2 separate regions of the Mus musculus genome follow, and region 1 is linked to region 2. The links are chromatin loops, found by intact Hi-C in ENCODE. Cell type or tissue: heart. All regions are shown on one strand. Each heading gives the region's core, and the rest is flanking DNA. Links, peaks and the distances in the headings are about the cores only.

Region 1 (11,109 bases), core at 2,626-7,625, 56 kb after region 2:
GTATGAGTCCCCCTCCGATGCTAGCCTTCTAGCCCAGCAGGGCTTCCATTGTTGATAGCCAAATCAGAGAGATGAAAAGGGAGCCATTCACATAGCAAGCCTGGGACACCACAGTGGTGTGGGGATCCAGGAGAGACACTGTATTGGGCAGACACCATTTCTCATCTAGACAGAAGACACCCAGAGGAATGGCTTGAGTATCGGGGGCTAATTAATCCTCTGTCCTGTCCGCAGCCATGAAAGCTGACCGGAAGCGCTTAAAGGGCGAGAAGACTGACCTGGTGAGCCAGATGCAGCAGCTGTACGCCACGCTGGAGAGCCGCGAGGAGCAGTTGCGAGACTTCATCCGCAACTATGAGCAGCACCGCAAGGTCGGTGTCTCCCTGGACCCCTGCTCTCCCCTCTCACCCCCGTCCCTCTCCTATCCCTTTCTCCTGCCCTCCCCTCTCAGACAAACACAATCTCTTCTCCGCTCACAATCTCATCTCAAGGCTCTTAGCCAAGCGTAGTCTCTGCCTTGAATCCCAGAGCTCCCTTGGCGCTCTGGTGTCTTCATCTCATCTGAGCAATCCAAGAAATCCAGCCCAGCTCCTGCTTGGGCCCTGTGTCCCTAGGTGGACATCGTGGACTCAGGAATCTAGCTGTTTCAGATCCTTTTTCCTCTGGGCAGACCCTTGGATCTCTCACTCACCCTAGAGCCTCAGTTTCCCCTTCTGTGGAAGGTGTAGAGCTGTTGTGAGGACCAAGATACTAGGAGTCTCATCAATAACCACATTATGGAAGTGGGCAGAGTTAGCCAGGAGCATCGAGAGACAGCAGGGCGGTCTGTCTACAGAGAGGGCTCTCCGAGGGCTTCACGGAGGAGGTGCCTCAAGACTTGGGCTCTCTGTTAGTTACTTTTCTCATGATAAAACACCTGATTACAGCAATTTCATGGGGAAGGGGTTTGTTTTGGATCAGAGTTGGAAGATATGGTCCAGTCCGTAGTGGTGGAAGAGATGGGAGGTGGTGGGCCACATCTCATCTGCAGTCAGGAAGCAGAGAGAGATGGATGCTTCACTCACGGTCTCCTTATTCAGTTTGGACCTCTAGCCCATAGGATGGCGCCACCCACATTCAGGGTGGGCCTTTCCACCTCAGTGAACCCCATCTAGAAACTCCCTCACAGAGCCCCCTAGAGACCCATTTCCTGTTGAGTTGACAGTTGAGATTCACCACCCTGGGCTCTGCGAAAGAGAAGGAGTTTCTAATTACGTGATGGATTTGGTCAGTGAGACTCTGTATGGAGTATGCAGGGTGAACTCCTGCCCCAGTTAGAGTCCATTGCTCACGAGCGACTATTGAGAAGGTGTTTCGCCCACTGTTGTGCAGGTCAGAAAAAAAATGGGTCAACGAGATAGCACAGTGAGTAAAGAAGCTTGCTGCTAAGCCTGATAACCTGAGTTTAATTCCTGGGAGTCGCATGATGGGAGGGAAGAAGTGGCTTCTATGAGTTGACCTCTGTCCTCCATATGCCATGTGGGCAGGGCTGCCATTGAGTTGTGTACATGGACCTGAAGTAGAAGTGTTCTTCCATGTGCATCTTCCCTGTGTGTCACTGGGTCTACAGTGCCTGACAATTTGAGGGAAGAAGGGTTTATTTGGGCTCATGGTTTCAGACCGTCATGGAGGGAAGTTAGTAGCCGTGTGAGTATGCAGCAGAGGTGCTCACGTGACCAACCAGGGAGCAGAGCACAAAGGCTGGAGGAAAATGTAACGGATTCAGAGAGCAATGGCTGGAGCGACAGCAGCCTTAAAAACCTCAGAGGCTTTTACCTCTAGTACTCCACCTACTTCTGCCAGCCAGGCCCCACTTCCTGAAGGCTTCACGCTCCCCAAAGAGTGCCACCAGCCAGGGCACAAGCAGGCAGAATGTAAGCCTGTGAGTGGTATTCCTGACTCAAACCTAACAGTTCAGCCTGCAGTTTTGGGGACAGGAGGGCCCAGTGGGTCTTCAGTAGCAGTGGTGGCAGACAGTGCGATGGGCCCAGTCAAGGAGGCCACCTCTGAGCTGCAGTTAGAGGCCAGTTGGCCGAGGCTAGATTGGAATTGACACTATCCTCACGTGCTCACTGCAGGTGACTCTCTGACACATCCCTGGCATGCAGAACTCTTCCTTCCTGAGGTCAAATGGCTCTAAGCAGCAGTACAGGTGTCATCTGCGTACTCTGTATGTCCCCCCCCCCCCCCCCCCGCACTGTTGCTGTGGCATGCATGCATTCAGGCAAGCCAGGGGTGTAGCGTCTGAATGGCTTGTGTCACCCAGGCCCACTTTGCAGACAGCAAGACTAAGATGCTCAAGAGGCTGGTGGCTGATCAACACCAATTAGAAAGAACTTGGGATGCCCCTTATGTGACCTGGGCAGGCGTTCTACCCACATATTTACTGACACCGTGCAGGAACCAAAACCCCAGCCCTGGTTTTATCCAGCCTCTCACGACTTGTGTCTGGTTACCAACACATCATTTGCATTTTATGTTTTAAGGAAGTGAGTAGCATTACTAGAACTCCTCGCTGGTTCCCCAGTCACTGGGCTGCAGGCTCTCAACCTGCCATGGCCCACTGGCTTTTTCTGGAACCTCCCCAGGCCTCAGCTGGAGCAGGTGGGGACAGCAGGGACTCAGAGCTGCTGGCAAAGATAAGACTTGGCCTGTCCAGAAAATTCTCAGAGTTCCGACATCGCAGAAAACTGTGCCAAAGACACATGCCCTGTCCCCTGAGTGCAGCTGGGGACTGTCCACAAACCCAGCTGGAGATGTCCTCATAGCAGGCCAGGCAGCCAGCTCCAAGCTGGATTCGAGATAATCCTGGTACTGAGTCTGAGATACTCTGTCGTCACCACCCCACCACACCCAGTCTCCTGCAGCCTCTCGTCACTGCCCATCTCAGACCCCTGACCTGGCCTGCAAGGCCATAATGATCTAGCCTTGTAGCCTTATCCTGCCCTTGTGAGTTTCAGGCACTTGTCCCTAGGCCCTATCAAATTCTGATCCCCGGGGAAGGAATTCCATAGTTCTGTCTTTGATTCCTCCATGATCAGCAGTGGGCTGAGGGTGCTTATCCTCTGGGCCTCAGTTTACCTCTCTGTAAAACAGGAATAATTGGAGTCTCCACCTCATGGGTGGGTGCGAAGTTCAAGTAAGAGTCATGCATGCAGAGCCTGCAGCACTGCCCAGGACTCTTGGTGACTGCTACTGCTGAGCCTGTTGGCCTCTGCCTGGGAACAGTGTCGTGGAGACACTGAAATACCCACAGACCTTTTTCACCTAGTGTACAGCCCAAGGCTGCTCGCAACCAGCAGAACAGGCGAAACCTCAGCGATAACAAGGATTGAAAGGGTCTTAGTGAGTCTTCCTCCTACCTCAGGGTCACCAGCCAGCTCCCAGGGCTGCCCAGCTCCTCTCCAGGTCTGTTTCTTCAGCATAGCCTCAGCAAGCACAGCATTATCTGGCTGTGTCTGCCTCTCGTTTCTGTTGGTGGGGTGAGCGTCAGGTGTGAGCAAGGACTGGCTGGAGAGAGCGCTAGGCTGTCACCCTAAGCCGGTGTTCCAGGAAGGCTTCTTGGAAGAGGAGGTATAAAGAGGGATCCTAGGGAGTGAGGAGCTTGCTGGCAAAGCCCCAGGTCACAAGGCTATCTCAAAATGCATGCAGGACAGATGGGGAAACTGAGGCCATGCTGACCTGCAGGTATTTGCAGAGCCAGGACTCTCTCTAGAACATTCGACACTGTTGTACATGCTGGAAGCCACATTCACGGAGAAAAGCTGGTACCCCTTGGCCTCCTGGCCTTGCTGGTAGAGACCTTGGATCTGGTTTAGATGTGGTGGTTTGGTGGGATGGGCTGAGTACCCCCAAGGACCATCCTCTTGAGAAGACAGCAGTTTCAATACCACCCCTGTTCAGAGGTCAGGGTCTGCCCTACACCTGGCTGGCACCACCCCTGGCAGCCATGGTTCGTACAGGAAACGGAGAGAGGCCTTGGCTGGTGGCAGGAGGAGTTTCTTCCTCATGAGACTGAGTGTCGCCTTGTAGGGTGGCAGCAGGCTCCTGTGGTAGCCCAGGCGGTCACCGCTTCAGGTGTCTTCCTGTACCTGTTTAGCTTTGACACAGTTCCTCGGGCAGGAGCTGGGCATTCGGAGTTGGCAGAGTGATTGCCTAGCGGGTGGGAGGCCCTGGGCTTTGTCCCCAGCACCACAGCAGAAACCGGGCCAGCACTTGGGAATTGCAGGCAAGAGAACCAGAAGTTTAAGATTATCCTTGGCTACATAAAGAGTTGGGGGCGAGCCTGGGCTCTGTAGGGACCCTGATTCAAAACACAAAACAGAACACCTCAAAGCAATCAACCAGATAGATAGATAGATAGATAGATAGATAGATAGATAGATACATACATACATACATACATACATACATACATACATTAATTAATTAGTTAATTAATTAATTAATTAAATGACAGAGTCTCCTTCACTCCAACCCTTTTCAGACCCTACTGTGCCTTCTCCACATGAGGTTGTTCTGTCCTTGAAAAGAATCATATATATTTCACCCTGCCCCCGTTTTCTGAATAGAGGCAAGCATTTGCCATGCTCTCTCATCGAGAAAGTGGTCTCTGGGGGTGTCCAAGGTGACCACCCCATAGCTTTCCCACCTCACACCAGGGCTTTCAGCCTTGTGTTTGGGATTCCCCATTCCCCTGCCCACCCAGATGAGCCCTTCCCCCCCACCACCACCACCACTTTACAACCCATCCCCCCCTCTCATCCCCACCACAGGAGAGTGAAGACGCAGTCAAAGCACTGGCCAAGGAGAAGGACCTGCTGGAGCGAGAGAAGTGGGAGCTTCGACGGCAGGCCAAGGAAGCCACAGACCATGCTGCGGCCCTGCGCTCCCAGCTGGACCTCAAGGACAACCGCATGAAGGAGCTGGAGGCGGAGCTCGCCATGGTGAGCCCGCACTGGGCACTGGCTGTGGAGGAGCAGCCTGGAGCACTCAGAGCCCCTGAGGGAGAAGGAGGCTAAGGGGAGAGCAGTGGGCTGTGTGACACTCCTGAGTTGGGGACCTCCTGAAGCCCAGGAGCACTGGCTTTCTGGGAGGCCTCACTTGGCCACATGTCCCTACAGACTTCGAAAATGTGGGGCAATGGGAAGGCATATTGTGGTCCAAAATAATCATATTATTTTGGTAAAATATCTAGGAATGTTAACATCTCAGAGTCCGGGGTTACAAATAACAGTATCTACCTATTTGTGTATATACACTCATGTTTCTCATGACATAGTTAGGTATAGCCAGAACACACAAAGATAGAAAGCCTTTGAAAGCCCCCCTGGACCCAGTGTGTGTCACACACACACACACACGCACGCACGCACGCACGCACGCACGCACGCACGCACGCACGCACGCGGTCTCTCTTAGTCCCCCTCCCTTGTGTGACTCTTTAGTAATGGGATATGTTCTCCAGCAGGGTGCCAGCGTTAGCTAACAGTGCACTTACAGACCTTGACCTCTGGCGCCTCCATCCCTGCATATGCCCTGTAGGGCTCTGGGGAGGGTGTAAGGGGAACAGGGAAACAGCTAGTGCTGCATTTGTGTGCTGCACTGACCTGATGGTTTGCAAACTCCTGCTTCAGCATATAGCCACCCAGAGCAGGGCAGCTGCCTTGTGCAATGCTGACCCCTAGTGGTGAAGGCTGTCAAGGCAGGAAGACATCTCAAGTGGATACTTCCTGCAGCCCTGAGAGGGATGGGTGGGAAAGACCCTGGGTGCCCACTTCACCACAGTCCCTGTGGACAGATGGAATACATCTTGGTGCTTTGAGCCCTGGCCTCAGCATCTTAGTTGTTCTCTGATGTTCCCTATATTAAGAAATAAGTCCCCTAGATTCTGCTCCCAATATACAGGTATACAGCCTGCTTTCCTCTAGCCAGAAACTAAGCTCCCCTCCTCCTCCCTGCAGCTTCGGACCCTCTGCTGCTGGGGGGCCTAGAGCTCTGTCACAGGCAACATCTTCCTAGAGGAAGAGGGAGGATGCCTTACAGGGACTCATGATGGCCCCACCTCCTTCAGGCGTCCCTCTGACTCCACATCCTCCTCATCCCCTTTACCACGTGACAGACTTCAGCACAAACAGGCTGTGCTGAGGACAGCCCCAGACCTTTCTGCTATGAGGCCCAGGCTGACCTGAGGAGCCAGCTCTGAGAGTGGAAATCGCTGAGACTGCAGGCAGCCGAGGGCAGATCTGCCTGGCAGAAGCACACAGGGATTCTGGAAGGAAGTCAGGACCCACAAGTGCAGTAGGAAGTTGGGGGCAGGGCATGTGCTCAAGGTCACACAAAGGTTCCATTACAGCAGGGGCCATGTCTGGCTTTAGCTGGGTTTGGGTCATGTGAGCCTAATCATCCCAACTTAGAAATTCCCAAGAGCCCAGTGCTCCAGGATCAGGATGCTCAAAGGAGGGTAGAGGCCAAGAAAAGAGAAGAAGGGCGAGGTCAGGGTTCAAGAGGGGCTCCCAGCATTGGCTCATACACAGTGAGAGAGATACAGTCGGAAACAGTGTCTGTTGCTGGTGGGAGATGGTCCACACAGCCCCAGTGAGCCATCTTTCTCAGAGATTTCATGGCTCACGCCTTTAATCCCGGCACTTGGGAGACAGAGGCGGGTGGATTTCTGAGTTCCAGGCCAGCCTGGTCTACAGAGTGAGTTCCAGGACAGCCAGGGCTACACAGAGAAACCCTGTCTCAGAAAAAAAATAAAATCAGGTTCTATGTGGGCAGAGTTGAGACGCTCCCATGTCTGGTGCCTAAGGGGATTTCCCACTTGTCAGATAGTCACGTCCCACTCCACACAGAGGACGTCCCACTCCACACAGAGGGCCCACCCCTCCTGACCCCGCTAGGGGTGAGGTCCTTCATCAACCAGGGGAGAAACCAGGTGGGAATGGGAGGGCATCGTGTCCAGGCCTCTTCTTGTGTTGCTTGCTTTGTGGGTTGGTCTGGGTGGGTCTCTGCTTTCTGTGTATGTGTGAGGGATGCTCAGGAAAGGGCGGCCATGATGGACCTTTCCTTTCCTCCTCCCACTCCTGCCCTGCCCTGAAAGAGCCTGGAGAGTTACCTGGACTAACTTTGAGTATGCACGAGTCTGTGTCTAATGCAAGCTCCCTTTCTTAGCCAGCAAACTTTAAGAACCTGTCTGGTAAAATCCCACTTCCCACAGTGGGAGTAAGAAGATAACTCATAGCTAAGCTGTCTCTGACCTGTGCCCTTCACAGAGGCACTCTCTCTGCCCCGAGCTGACCCACGTGTAGCACCCAGAATTGTGGCGGCTCCCCTAAAACAGGCCTGTACCTTGAAGCCCAGGCTCTACCAGCCTTGTGTTCCACCAGCTTGGCTCTTCTGAGCTAATGCTTTGTGCTCTGCTTTCTACATGGCGGCCCAGGCTTTCAGCTGCTAACAGAGGGGCCCGGATAACTAACTGTGCATCATGGTGGGGCTGCCCTGTGCATCATGGGGTGTTTGGGTGCTTTCCTGACAGCCTTGGGGCTGACTTCTCTGCCCATGACCCCCACTCTTCCCAAACTCAGGCCGAGACCTGCCTTCTCCCAGGTTTACCCAAGGACACCCCCTACACCTCTTCCTCAGGCCTATCAGACCTTGATCTGCAGGCAGCCAGGAGGAGGCTCTGATTTCACCCTGGCCAGAGCCTGCGCATAGAAGACCTCAAAGCCTGCCAACACAGTGACACACTTCACACCTCCTAATAGTGCCACTCCCTATGGCCAGGCATTCAAACACATGAGTCTACGGGGGCCATACCTTTTCAAACCACCACAATGTGTTAAAGTGGAGACAGGATCCCTGGGACTTACTAGCGCAACAGCTTTAATCTCATTGGCAAGCTTCAGAGAGAGATCCTGTTTCAAGAAACGAGGTGGGTGGCTCCTGAGGAGCAATACTGTCATCTTGATGTACAACCGTCACACAAACAAGCATGTGCATACATGGGCACACACCACACACACACACACAGAGAGAGAGAGAGAGAGAGAGAGAGAGAGAGAGAGAGAGAGAGTCCTGACGTGTCCTTGGAGAACCCAGAACCCAGAAGTGATGCCCGCACTTGGGTTCCCCCATATGTGGTCTCACCTTGCTCTTAGTGGGAACTGAAGGTGAGACCCTACTGAGCGTGGGTGAGACTTGCATCACTTTCTGGTGGCTCACTGGTGCAGAAGTAGAATTCTCGGCCTTCTTGCCATGGTGAGAAGAGGTGCCAGGCAGCTGCCCGAGAGGTCCCTCTTGGTTACATTTTCTTCTTCCTTTCTCCTGCTCTTACTCCAGGCCAAGCAGTCCTTAGCCACTCTGACCAAGGATGTCCCCAAGAGGCATTCCCTCGCCATGCCCGGTGAGACGGTGCTCAATGGCAACCAGGAATGGGTGGTGCAGGCTGACCTCCCACTGACTGCTGCCATCCGGCAAAGCCAACAGACTCTCTACCACTCACACCCTCCCCACCCTGCAGACCGGCAAGGTGAGTCCTGCCCAGCTTGGGCCAGCAATAAGGGGGAGTCACAGGAGGAGGCCACTGGATGCAGTGGGAAAGGCAGCTTCTTTGTTCATACCACGGCAGCCTGGGGCAGCACAGGACAAACTATGATGACTAGTCTAACTGAACCTACTTAGAGATGGCCTTCATGCATAGCTGAATCCAGAGACTCAACTGTGCCTAAGATGTAAACCAAATGACCCTCATTGGTCAACTTGGGCCACACGGCCATCCCTGAACTAATCACAGTGTCTAGGCGAGCCAGTGCCCTGATTGGCCAGCCTTGGTGACCCAGGCATCCTTTGGCTGGAGAGGGTACTGAGCTCCTTGGCTGACAGCTGTAGCCAGTCCATTTGTTGCCAGTCCATTTGTTACATAGAAAGAATGTAAATGCTACATGAAATGTAGCCAGTCCATTTGTTACATAGAAAGAGTGTAAATGCTACATGAAATGTAGTCAGTCCATTTGTTACATAGAAACAGTGTAAATGCTACATGCTTTGCTGCAGATACTTAGCAGGGCACCTGGCTCCATTCCCACCGACTCTGGTACACACTCCAATCCAGTCTCCTTGTCATCCCATTGTGCATCACTGATTGTACATGGTGAGCCACCTGACTCTCCTGAAGGAGGAAGGAGCCCTCTAGTGGTTCTCAACCTATGGGTCACGACCCCTTTGGCAAACCCCCCATCTCCAAAAAAATATTTGCATTTCAGTTCATACCAGTAGCCAAATTACAGTTAGGAAGTAGCAATGAAAATAATGTTATGGTTGGGGGTCAGGACAACATGAGGAACTGTGTTAAAGAGCCCCAGAGTTAGGAGGACTGAGAGCCACTGTGCTAGGGGCTGTAGTAAAACTGGCCCTCCAGGTGTCCACAGCTGGTTACACAAGGCCACGGACAGTTATGCAAGCCCTCTGCTCCCTATAGATGGTGCCTGTAGGGTAAGACAGATGAGCCTTAGAGGGAGGGGCGGTTCACACAGTTGAGGTCACATCCTGGCTCTACTGCGTATAAAGGATGTGACCTATGACCTGATACAAGGGTCATCTGTCCCTTTGGTACGAGAGATGCTGGATCCTTAATGCAGTATGTCATGTGTGTCTGTTTGCTGAGACCTCCCTCCCAGGATTGTCAGAAAGGTAAAGTGTACAGAATTCCCCAGTCAGGTTCTAGGTAAATATTAGCTGCCCCTGCCTGTCAGCACTGACAGGGGACAGACACACAGGGCTCCAGAACCTCTACTGTAAACAGATTGGAGCCCACCTGCAGTAAACACAAGCTGTTCTTTGCTGACCCTTGCGGGGATCCCTACGGGGTCCAGCCGGCCTTTGAAGCCAGGTGAGAGCTGAAGACCTTATAAAACCTAAGTCTGACGCATCCCTAGACAGGATGCTGAGACCTAGCAGTAGCTCTCGCCCGCCACCTCTTGGTCAGTCCCAAGATCCAGGTGTGCAGGTGGCTCCCCAGCCTCTGGTCCGCCTCGGCTGCAGGAAACGGAGGTGCTGTTGAAGGTGGGCAGTTTGTAATAGTTGAGGCATGATTGATAAGTGACTTCCAACTACAGCCTGAGGCTGCAAGTTCCCCATCCTTGGTGGGTCTGACACTAAATTAGGGTTAGCCCAGGCTACAGAATCCACCATCGTCTGAGCCCTTCTTCCTCTACTGTCCTTGCCGCTTGCTCCTGCAGCCACATCAGAACTTTTTATTAAACATGGCTTCTCAGAGAAACTTCCAGGTTCTCTTCTTGGCTGTCAGTCTTCACACCCCCACCACAGCCCGAACTCCTCTGTGCTTTTGTAACTAGGTATTTGCACGCACGGGGTCACCCACCTCCACCCTGTGCTGTCCATGGGAGGGTGTCTGCCACATGGCTCCTCTTCCCTTTCTACCGCACACACCACAGTAGGTGCGTGTCTCACCCGGATCCTCTGCGGAGAGGCTGTCACCAGCAGTGTTCTAGTCTACTTATGTTGCCAATGCCATGACAGAAGCAACCCTGGCATCTCGCAGTTTCATGAAGGGAAATCGGAGCAGGACCCTGGAGGCAGGGACCAGAAACAGAGATGGAGGAATCCTGCTCCCTGGCTTCCTTTGCTCTCCACAGTTGCCTCAGCTTGCTTACCTATACTGCCTGCATCCTGCCCAGGGTGGCACAACCCACATTGAGCTGGGACCTTGCACGTCAGTCCTCAATCAAGGAAATGCGCCCAACACTTCCCTACATGCTAATCTGATGGAGGCAATTTCTTGGTTAAGGGTTTCTCATCCCAGATGACTCCAGCTTGTGTCAAGTTGGCATCAAAATACCAACCAGCACAGGCACCTCCCAGGTTCAGATAATAGATAATGAGCCAATGGCTCAGCAAGGGTGAGGAGCTTGCCCAGCGCCACACAGCCTGTAAAGGAACCCATCTAGGTCGGAAGTAATTCAGAGCCACCAACCAGCTACTTCCCCACTGGGCTACGTGGTCATTGGTGGCAGGAATGCTCATATGGAATGGGTGCAGAGGTAACAGTGC
Region 2 (11,109 bases), core at 2,885-7,884:
CATGCCAGCAGCATAGGACTTGTCCCAGATCCTGCAATAACAAGGCCAGCTCGGGCCACCCACAGAGAGGCAATGAACCTTACCAGAGTCTCTGAGTCTCTGCACAGGGTTGCCTTGTGGCCTTAGGGAAGGATCCTGACACCTAGCAGGGGCCACCAGGAGAGCAGAAAGGATGGCAGCTGTAGTCTCTACAAGGCTAGACGGGACAGTAGTGATCGTTCCTCTGTAACTCCTCTCTGTGCCTGGGGCCTCTCTCATGTCCACGTGTATATATGCCTCAAGTGACCCTCCTGGGAATATAGGTCCTCTTTTGTCCACAGTCCAAAAGCAGAAGCCAGTTTACAGAGCCACCGAGGTATCCTTATGAAGAAGCCAGCTGGACAGCACAGGTTACCTCGGGCTGAATGGCTCCCTCCCTAAATTTACTTTGCTGGAGAAGGGCAGAGTCCGAGCTCAGGAGCAGGTATATGCCTGGCTGGTGACCCAGGTGTACTTCCATAGTAGGTAGCTGGCGACAGTCCCTGGGCCCAACTTCCTCACACAGGTCCCTCTGCTCCGAACTCACAGGTTCTGCTCTCTCCCTTGACAGGGTCTTCTGACTACAGGGCCTTGACTGCTCCCTTAGCTGGCCCTGTAGTCAGAGAGGCTGTGGCTCAGGTTCCTTAGGTGTTGAGACCAGAGCCTTCTCTGAGAAGACAGAGTACACATTCTCTATCATAATATTGAGCTAGGCATGGTGGCAAACTTAATTCCAGCACCACCAGAGTCTGGTGGATAGATCTCTGTGAGTTCAAGGCCAGTCTAGTTCCAGGATAGCCAGAGCTATGTAAAAAAAAAAAAAAAAAGACCCTGTCTCAAAACAAAACAAACTGCTGGTGATAAACCGCCCTTGACCCCATTTAGAACTTTCCAAAATATTTCTATCCAGTCTGTGGCAGTGTGTGTCCTGTGATCGCTATGAATGCAGCCCTACGTGATGTGGTGAACTTAATTAAAACTATGAAAAATAAATATATAAATTATTATCATTGTGGTTATTGTTATTATTACTTTTACTATGGCTATTGGCTCCATTGTACTTCCCAGGGCCTGGACTTTGTAGGTAGCAACATTGTGTCACAGTGTCAAAAGGCAGGGCAGAGCCTGAGAGACAGTTGCTTTGTTTAATGTTTGCTGAAGGCCGGGAAACCAGTCTTGGCTCCATTTTCCCCATTCAAATCAGATGCCAGGGGTCCACATCAGGAAGTAGAAGAGCCAAGACTGAGCTCCGCTAACTGCCTTGAGCCGCCTGGCCTGCCTCTGTCTGAAACACCCAGCACCGTGGACACACGCCTGCCAGGGCCCTGCCTGGAGCTGGCACCATGGCACATGTGACAAGATCCTATCTCAGTCTCTGAGGAACAGCACATTCTTCTCAGGAGCTGCAGAGACCGTGAACTTGGGGCAGGGGCTGGGACCCACCATGGGGAGCAAGAACAAGCAAGCTCCTGAAGGAGTTGGAGGGTTGTGAGGATGAAGAGAGCACATGACTCCATTGTCACATCAGGACTGATACTGACCTGGGCTCTGCTGCTAAAGTCACCCACAGGCAGTGTTCCTCTCCAGAGCCTTCTTATTTTGGTTAGCAATGGACAGTAGGTGGTCTGACCACTGTGGAGGTCCCCAGAGTTCCTGCCCAGGACTCTGTAGCTCTCTTAGCATGCCTGGGATGTTTATATAAGGAAAGCAGCAACCATTACTGTTCCCAGAGTATGTCTCAGAACTTGGAACTAGACTGCATGCTAGAAGCTGGAACAGGGTGCTGATGTTGTACCACCCAGGCCCAAAGCCTGGCCCCGTTCTTGACTCTCTGTGAGCTTGGCCCTGTCATTCAACTCCCCATCTACCTCCAACCCCCGATCTGTGAAGCTGACGTGATAGTGATAGTTGCTATTTCATGGCTTATTGTGAGGACTGAGCTAATGGAGACATTGATTGCCTCCATATTACTAGGTGGCTGTTGCAGCTCCTGCCATTAAATCTACGCTCTGAAGATAAAATATGGAGAAAAGATTCAGTTTTTCTTGTCTTTAAGTGGCATTCCTTCTTAAAAACATTTTTTTTTCCTATACGCTACTGACAAGAACTGGTCACAGAAGCAACCTTAGTTGCATCAGGAACTGGGAGATAATATTTCCTTAAAAGCAGAATTCTTGCAGACTAAAGGGGGCGGGCTATGGAGTGGCAAGTCTCAGCTCCCATGGTCACCGATTATGGACCTGCCCTTTGAAGAGAGTTCGCTGCACCCCCTCTTCCTCAGGGAAGGGGCACCTGGGGCCTCTTGGGTTGGCAAGTTAGCTCCATGGGTAGCGATCAGCTCCCGGAGGCAAGAGTCTCCCGGCAACTGTTGCCTGAGTGTGGCTTCTGTTGGTCTCTCTGTGCTCCCGACTGCTCCCTGCGTAGCGGTCGGAGGATTATGCTTTCCCCATGCAGAGGGGTACGGTTCATGGCATTATTGCTTTTCTGTGCTTGGACGAGGGCAGAGCAGTCCTGGGAGATTCCTTTGAGCAGGGCACGAGTGTGTGGCTCAGCAGCTGCACCTTCTTCCGGTCATCCCAATGCCTGTCTGTGCTGGCTGGAATGCAGCGACCATAGTCTGTACTGAGCACTGTCCTGTGCCTTAGTCTCCTGCACCTGAGGACAAGCGTGGCCTGCACAGCTGAGAAACTTGGCTCACTTCTTAATTAATTCGAACCCAGTAAGCTGCCAGTTGTGGCTAGCAACCGTTGAGCTGTGAAGCTACACACCGGCATCCAGAGTCTCTGTTCCCATATATTAGCAGTAACATTCATCTAGATTTACAAGGAGCACTACTCCCCTCTAAGCACCCCTAAAAAGGCCCAGAGATGGATAGCGTCTTGTCCAAGGACACACCGCAAGGTACCAAACCCTCTCAGGCAGAAAGCCAAGCACACCTTCCAGGTCCTTCATTGTCCATGGTTTCTGATCCGAGTGTTCAGTCCCCTCTGCGTAGAAGGCAAGGTGAGCTGTGCGTATTGGTGGTGCTCTGTGAGCAGGGTGCCAGGCACATTAAAGTGACTTGGAGTAAGGCTGGGATTGGAACTCAGGGCCTTAAGCATGCTGGGCAGTTTCTATCCCTGAGCCACAACCCAGCCTCCATTTAAATTTCCTTCACCCCATTCACAGATAAGACAACTGAGGCCTGTAGACACAGTCCCTTCCCTGTGCAGTGATCCCAGAACCGCCACGTGACAGGTTGGCTCTGATCATGGAAGGTGCGGGGCAGAGTCTGCAAGTTGTACAGCCTGCCCGGCCAGTGTGGGTGCTTAGTAAGCTCGCAGGAGCCTCTTATTTTCCCTCGGTTGTTTTTCCAGCCTGGTTTTCTGAGACTGGGCCCTTTCTAGGTGTGCCAGGTTCCCATTGGCTGCTTCAGAGCTGGGGCTGCTGGGCTGGAGGGTGAGGCCCTTGTGCCAGCTACACCTGTTCCAATGCGTGTGCTGCCAAGGCCACCCCTATCTCTGCTCTTGGCCGAGCTCAAGTTTAGCAACTGCTGTTCTTTCTCCATCTTCACCCATTCCCTCGGGGTGTTCTAGCAGTGTCAGCCCCCGGGGTCACACTGCTTCCTGCGCCTGTGGCCTTGGGAGGGGAGAAGCCCACAGGGAAGAAACAGACAGCCTAGTCAAATTAGAACACAGGACAGTACAAATGAACGCCAAGCTTAAGTGTGTTCTACATGCTACATGGAATATACTTACCCTAGGACTGACCCACCTCTTCCCTGAGGTCTGGACACTGTGTGTCTGGGGTGTTAGCTCCTGTTTTACTTTGGTGTTGTTTTTGGTTTGGGTTTTTTTTTTTTTTTTTTCAAAACAGGGTTTCTCTGTGTAGCCTTGGTTGTCCTGGAACTCGCTCTGTAGACCTGGCTGGCCTCAAACTCAGAGATCTGCCAGTCTTTGCTTCCTGAGTGCTGGGATTAAAGGTGTGAGCCACCACTGCCTTAAAGTGTTGTACTTTCTTAATCTGGCAGCCCTGACTGGTTGGGAAATCCCTGTGGTTTGTAATAAGCAAGACTTCAAGAAAGAACATAGGATTTATAGAATTGACAAGGGACTGACAGGGTCTCTTGAGACCAGGTTGCCTGCATGGACAGAAAATAAGGGACCTTAATGGCTTACTCAGATTGGCTTGAAGACACATAGAAGCCATTCATTCATACACACACACACACACACACACATGTTTATATATATGCATATACATACATACATACATACACACACACACACACACATATATATGTCAATGTCTTTGTGCTAGCAGTCACTCACGCTTGATTCTGACATAAGTCTTGAGTGTCATTAAAGATGGTGAGCCAGAGCAGGGGACACAGGTGGCTGTGGCTCAAGCCTTGTGGGATCTGACCTCCTGCCTGGAGATGTGTGCCTGGAGTGAGGGCTGGGCCAGACCACAGCAAACTTACTCTGCAGCTTTTCGGAGAGACCAGGGTAGTCAGCAGCCTGTCCTGGAGTCCAGAAGTGTGAGAAAGGACAGGCGAACACACACGCACATGTACACACACATACACACACACACACACGCACACATATACACACACACAGCACTGGGATCCAGCACTGGGATCTCTGGGAGAAGATGCATCTAAAGAGGCGAGGTGGAGCACAGATGTGCGCCATGTGTCACATGAAGGAGGTGGGAAGTCGGAAAGGACCTGGTGGCTGCAGTAGAGGGTGGCTGGGACAGGAGGGGACAGTGCTGGAGCTGCCTTCAGCAGAGGCTCTGCGGCTGCCTCCGGAGCTGTTACTGTGTTCTTTTACTCCATTCTTTTCCAGCGACTCAGATGAGGACTCACGAGAGTAGGAAAGAGTAAGAGAGTCTTACTCTGTAGCCCAGGCTGGCCTAGAACTCATTATTAGCCCAGGCTAGTGGAACCTGCAGCAGTCCTCCTGTCTTTGCTTCTTAGGCTGGTGTTATAAACAAGTGTGCCACTATACCTGGTAACATCATTCTTGATATAACTTTGTATTAGTGGTCATTAGGAAGACCCATAGAATCTGCCACCTGTATGTACCCCCTTCTGTGCCACCCGTGACAGTTTGGGGTTTATTGGTGCTTAACAGGATACACAGGGTCCACAGGCCTACAGTGGCAAATGCTACGCCCATGAGCTCTCATCTTTAAAGGCTTATTATTATTACCCAGGTACCTCCTCAAAACACAGACGTCTCTCGGAATGCACACAAAAGATTGGATGTAGCTGCCTTCATATCCTGCACCCATGGTACCCCCATTTTTGGGACTATACCTGTCAATGCTGTGTTCTCTGTGGAGTGCAGAACCCCCCCCCCCCCCCAGGAGGCATGCGCTCTGCAGGATGTAACTGTACCTTTCCGCACCAATTCCACTGTGTGACACTGTGCTCAAATTCTGACTAACTGCCAGAGTCAGCGTGGCATAGCATAGCCTGGCTTTTCCGCGTTCTTTAACCTCTCTGAGCCTCAGGTGCCTGGTGTATGAAGGGAGGATTCTGTAGGTACCAGGCTCAGGTCTGGAACAGTCTATGAGTGATCACACACAAAGCTTCCCTGGGCATGGAGTGACTCGTGGTCAGAATGAGTCTGTGGCCACTGGGAGGAGCAACCATTGGATGCTCGGGAGTGTGGGTTGTATGTGTGTGAACTGGACGGAGCCTGGGCCCAGTTAGGAAAAGGTCCTGTGTGCTCAGCTTATAGGAGAAACCTGAGCTCTCCCAGGCCCCCCACCTCTGACCGGCTGCTTTTGTTCCCTAGTGCTCCTGCGGGAGGAAGTGGTCCAGCTTCAAGAGGAAGTGCACCTTCTCCGGCAGATGAAGGAAATGCTGGCGAAGGACCTGGAGGAGTCACAGGGCGGCAAGTGCTCTGAGGTCCTCTCAGCCACTGAGCTCCGGGTGCAGCTGGTACAGAAGGAGCAGGAACTGGCCAGAGCCAAAGAAGCCTTGCAAGGTGAGTGACGGGTGACAGAGCACAGGCTTGTTGGCAGGCCTGCCCGGGCCTTCCCAGCCATTCTGAGCTTCCTGGAGTTGGCTCCTACAGCATTCTGTCCCAGGGTGTCAGTCGTACTTGCAGGGTTTCATTAGTATATATTTTACATAATAATGGTTTGTTATGACGTTTTCATAGGTGTATTTTAGTCATAGTCATCCCTAACGCCCTCTCTTGTCCCTCCCACTCCTGCCGAGCCCTTCCTCCCAGTTAGTCTCCCTTCCTCGTCCCTCCCCATCCCCACCCCCGAGTCTCATTAGGGCCGCATATAGGAGTTTGCATGAGGGGTTTTTTGGGCACCTTGCCAGCAGCTTCACCACTAAAGCAAATGTCTCCTCTTCCATCAGCAACTATTAACTGTCCATAGAGTCTCAGAGAGGGGTGTGTGGGTGGGGCCTTGGGAGCCATCTTTGATGGACCAGGACAGTGGCTAACTATTGAGTCTATCCTACATTCCTGGGAGCCTTCGGGACTTTCCTGCTTGGGACTGAGTTTGTGCTGGGCTCTGCTGAAGAAACGCAACCCCATTCCCGATAGATCACTCGAAACAGAGATGTCACCTATCCCCATACATCACAACATACCACTCCTGTTTCCCTTTATGGGCTCTGAGAAGGGCCTGGGTTTATTCTCACTTCTCAGACAAGTGCAGCTTCCCTGTAAAGTGCAGCCCTGGACCTGGGGAGACATTGGACCTGTGCTAGTTTGCAGGAAGTTTCCATAGCTCCTTGGTTACCAGCTGCCTAAACATCACAGACCAATGGGTCTCCAGGGCAGCCCGGCTTCCCTGAAAGAGCCCTCAGCCCCCTTTCTCCTGCAAGGCTTCTTGCCCGTGCTCTGGGCTTCAGGAAAGCTTCCAGGAGGTTCTCTGAGAAAGGTAGAAAGCCATCTACGATGCAGCTACCTTGGCACTTTGAGGAGTTGGCCCCACAGTGTCTCCAGAGAACAGCTTTGGGGGGGTGCACGCACGCTGCCTACTCTTTCAAAGTGACATTGTGATAGACGCCATCTGCAGAGTTCACACTTGAGATCTGGGCAGTCCAGTTATAAAACGTAAAGAATTGCAAACAAACAAATAAACAAACAAAAAGCCCATGTTTTAAGTCAGTTTATGGTTTGCGTGCTGTACCTGAGGACTGGAGGTTGAACGTAGAGTCTATCGTACGTTCCTGGGACAGGAACAAAAGCTAGACAGGTAGAAAAGCTTTGTCCCTGAAGCCAGAACTGGCCTGATACTTAGACCACCACGACACACAGAGCAGGAAAGGTTTCTCAGGTGTGGGAGGGGGGAGCGTTTGAGCCTCCTGGTCCACGAGACACTATGCAAGGGGCCACAGTGGAGGATGGAAGGTTGTCCTTGCCAGGAGCCTGGTCACATATCGCGACAGGGTGAGGAGTCTGGAAGATGAACTTCCTTGCTCTCCCAGGTGCAGCTCTCACAGCGTGAAGGGAAGGGGATTTTGCTGGCTGATGAGCCGCCTGGGTCACAGCAGCGTTCCCTGACCCTAGCTTTGGTATGCATGGCTCACTAAGCAGATGACCATATGATATTTCATTGACATGCCCAGGATGCACAAGGAGTCTCTGGGAGGATAGCGTGTGTGACTCTGAAGGCCACTTCCTTGGCAGGAATCTTATTTTGTCAGTGTCTTTGTTAGGATTTCTATGGCTGTGAAGAGACACCATGACCATGGCAACTCTTATAAAGAAAAAAAAAATGTGTCTGGCTGACTGTTCAGAGGTTTTAGTCCATTATCATCATGGTAGGGAGTATGGTTGACTGCAGGCACACATGCTGTTGGAGAAGTAGCTGAGGGTTTTACATCCCGATCAGCAGGCAGCAGGAAGAGAGAAGGACCATTGAACCTGGCTTGGGTTTCTGAAACTCCAGTGTTATACTTCCTACTCCAACAAGGCCACACCTCCTAAGAGTGCCGCTCTCTATGAGCCTCTGGGGGCCATTTTCATTCTGACCACTGCACTCAGGTTATTGTGACCCTGACTACTGGTGGTGGTGGATATTGTGGCCCAGCTGGTACAAGGTAGTTGGATGCTTGGGAAGCCACTTCTCATCCAGAGGTCCATCTGACCTAGGTCACCTCCTTTTGAAACCTCAAAGCCCACTCCCAGTGACACACCTCCTAATCCTCCCTAAAGAGTTCCACCAACTTGACCAAGGTCCCAGAGCCCAGCAAGGCAGAGGCCTTTTCTGTTCCACTAACACCCCTTGTCCTTCCCTCTGCCAGTATCCACTGTGGAGTCAGCCTGGGATAAAAAATTGAGGGTACTTTAGCTCAGTCATGGGATGGCCAGCTCTGGAGTCAGATTTGAACTACAACTTGTACTCCAGCTATATCTGCTCCTTATTGTTTGAATACCACATTTCCCTTTATTGCCCAGGCTAACTACACTCACTGTGTAGCCCAGGCTGACCTTTAAGTCACTGCAATCCATCTGCCTCTGCCTCCCAAGGGCTGGGATTGCAGCTGTGAGCCACCACACCTGGCTCTAACTCTTACTAACTTTGACCTTGTCTGAAGTTCCCATCCTGCCTGAACCTGTACTCCTTTGAGGTAAGGGTAGTACCCATGTTCCTACCTTCAGGGCCAGTAGGAGTGGCTGCCTCACATAGGCTGAGAGGGTTGAGTAACATAAAAGATGAATGGGCCATTGCTTACTGTGATTTATACAGAAACCTAGTGATTGACAGATGGCAGGGGCAGGGTCCGTCTTCTCAAATCTTCTAAGAGTTGCCCCTCCCCCACCACATATGACCTCTAGGTCAGAGGGACCCCAGAGCCCATGCACTCAAAGACAAACAGTGTCCCTGAAAGGCTAGTGGCTGGATACCTCCAGCCACCCAGAGCGGTCCACCTGGGGTCCTGCAGCATCATAAAGAACTCAACTTCCTCACTGGCCATTGCACAGAGCACACAAATTACAGACAGACAGATGTGGCAGGTGGCATTTGGGCATGCAGAGGGATTTATGCACCGAAATGAGGAGAAGGAGCAGACGTGAGCAGACATGTGCCTGCAGAGCAAGCAGCAGATGGCAGGGACATGTGTTAACAGCCAGTGGGCCTGGGGGAAAGCAGTGCCCCAAAGACTTCCTCCCCAGCAGGGTCCCGCTCCACCATCTTACAGGTGAGGTGAGACCTGAAGTTTTCAGTTTGAGTGAGGATTGGGAACTCAAGTAGACACTGGCCCGAGCAGTCATTGGAATAGTGGTGCCCAGTGCTGATGTCAGATTGGGAAGAGAATCAAGTGGAGGGGGCGGGGGCGGGAGGGGGGTCTTGGAAGGCGCCTCTGCCGCCGCCATGGAGTGAGTGAGTATGGAAAATATTGCTTCAGGTTTTTGGTCTCCTTTTGAGTTTAAAAGTAGAAAGTGAATGATGAAGAAGCATTGTGGGCCCGGGTAGCCCATTGCCTCACAAAGCATAATATTGCAGGGTGTCTAAATTCACCCCTAGACACCCCCCATGACTCCCGCTGGGCTCTGTGGGAACTTGCAGGACCATCTGGTATCTGTCAATTTCCCAGGATTCCATTTTCCAACTTCCCTGTAAATTGCAGCATCAACCGTAGTGGCAGTCATGAAAATTGCTTTCTTTCATTTTTTTTTTCTTTAAAAATCTTTTAACAGTGTGTTAAACATGCCGAGCAATTTCCAACAACAATAAATACGACCCAAGGACATAATTTTTAATGACTGCATAATGTTCCACCAAATGGAGGCTCTGTTATTTATTCAGCCATTTTCCTGTCATTGAACATCTGAGGCGTTTCTACCTTCTCTCCTCTCTCCCTCTTTCGTCCACTAGAACATGACAAAGACGGCTTGAAGAAGCCGTTTGTTTTCTGCTCTTGTCATTTTCTGTTGCATTTATGATTTGGGGAGTGTGTGTGTGTGTGTGTGTGTGTGTGTGTCTGTGTGATGTTTATGTCTGTACGCCAGGGCATTTGTGTGGAAGTCAGAGGACAGCTTGTAAAAATCAGTTCTTCCCTTCCGCTGTGTGGCTCGTCAGGATTAGCAGCAGGTGACTTGACCTCTGAGCCATCTCATTGTAGAGAAAAGGTCTCATGTATTTCCCAGCAGGCCTCAAAATTGCTATGGTCTAGGGGCTGGCCTTGAACTCCTGACCCTCCTGCCTCTGCTTCCGGAGTGCTGGGATTCTAGTCTGCTCCACCTTGCTTGTATGATTGGTACTGGGGATCAAACCCAGGGCTTGGTGCACGCTAGGCATTCAGTCTACCAACAGAGCCACACTCCCAGCCCCGTATTTAAGTAATTTATTTATTTATTAAATTTATTCTATGCGTATATGTGCATGTGCACATGAGTGTGATCACCTGTGGAGGCCCCGTGAGGGTGTTGGCTACCAGGAGCTGGAGTTAGAAGCGGTTGTGAGCCGCTTGGTGTGGATGCTAGGAACTGAGCCTGGATCCCCTGCAAGAGCAGTCTGAGCGCATAACTGCTGAGCCAGCTCTCCAACTTCTGTTTGTTTCTTAAGATGCCGCTTCTCAAACTTTTCTCAAGCTCTTAGGGAACTGAAAAACCCACAAAAGCTGTTTCTGTGGCTTGAAATATCATTGCTTGTCGTTCCTTCAAGAACTTCCTGCTGGTGAGATGTCTGGATTCTCACTAATTCATTTGAAAACAACAGTGGCCAGGTGTGGTGGCACACGCCTTTAATCCCAGCACTTGGGAGGCAGAGGCAGGTGAATTTTTGAGTTCAAGGCCAGCCAGGGCTACACAGAGAAACCCTGTCTCGAAAAACAGAAAAGAAAAGAACAAAGGAAAAGAAAAGAACAGTGACCTGATACATGTTAACATCACCAGCATTGATTTTTTTTTTTTTTAAACGAGAAGTAACTATTCCTACCCCAAAGGGTTTAAGTTGAGTACAACATTGTGTCTGATGGTTTCTGTTGTTTGTTCTTTGAGACAAGGTCTCTCCTAGACCCTTGAAACTTACAATGTAGATCGGGTAGCAAACAGAGATTCCCCCTACCTCTGCATCTTTAGTGCTGGGATTAAAGGTGTGCGCTACCATATCCAGCTGTGTGTG

What was found. Hi-C counts contacts between places; a loop is a spot of excess contacts. Peaks named below come from ENCODE experiments on the same cell type or tissue, not always from the same donor. Only the 100,000 strongest peaks of a DNase experiment are listed, where the experiment ranks them.
Region 1: it touches region 2 in a loop (3-fold over the local background); 3 of 42 quality-filtered maps call a loop at or near these places.

Annotation. Positions count from the first base shown.
Region 1 is chr4:142,148,306-142,159,414 of GRCm38, reverse strand. It overlaps Kazn (kazrin, periplakin interacting protein), which reads left to right. Exons shown (of 18, transcript NM_144531.3): 6 at 235-371; 7 at 4,815-4,985; 8 at 8,380-8,569. Among named protein-coding and RNA genes, the nearest start is that of Gm35581, 27 kb to the right of the region's middle. In heart, for the core only: a CTCF peak has its summit at 5,725 (motif pointing left); DNase peaks (open chromatin) are centred at 2,724, 5,734 and 6,264; H3K27ac peaks cover 1,640 bases.
Region 2 is chr4:142,204,905-142,216,013 of GRCm38, reverse strand. It overlaps Kazn (kazrin, periplakin interacting protein), which reads left to right and starts at 556. Exons shown (of 18, transcript NM_144531.3): 1 at 556-567; 2 at 756-757; 3 at 760-761; 4 at 764-773; 5 at 5,804-5,999. The coding sequence starts at 556. In heart, for the core only: a CTCF peak has its summit at 5,647; DNase peaks (open chromatin) are centred at 3,493 and 6,003; H3K27ac peaks cover 1,239 bases.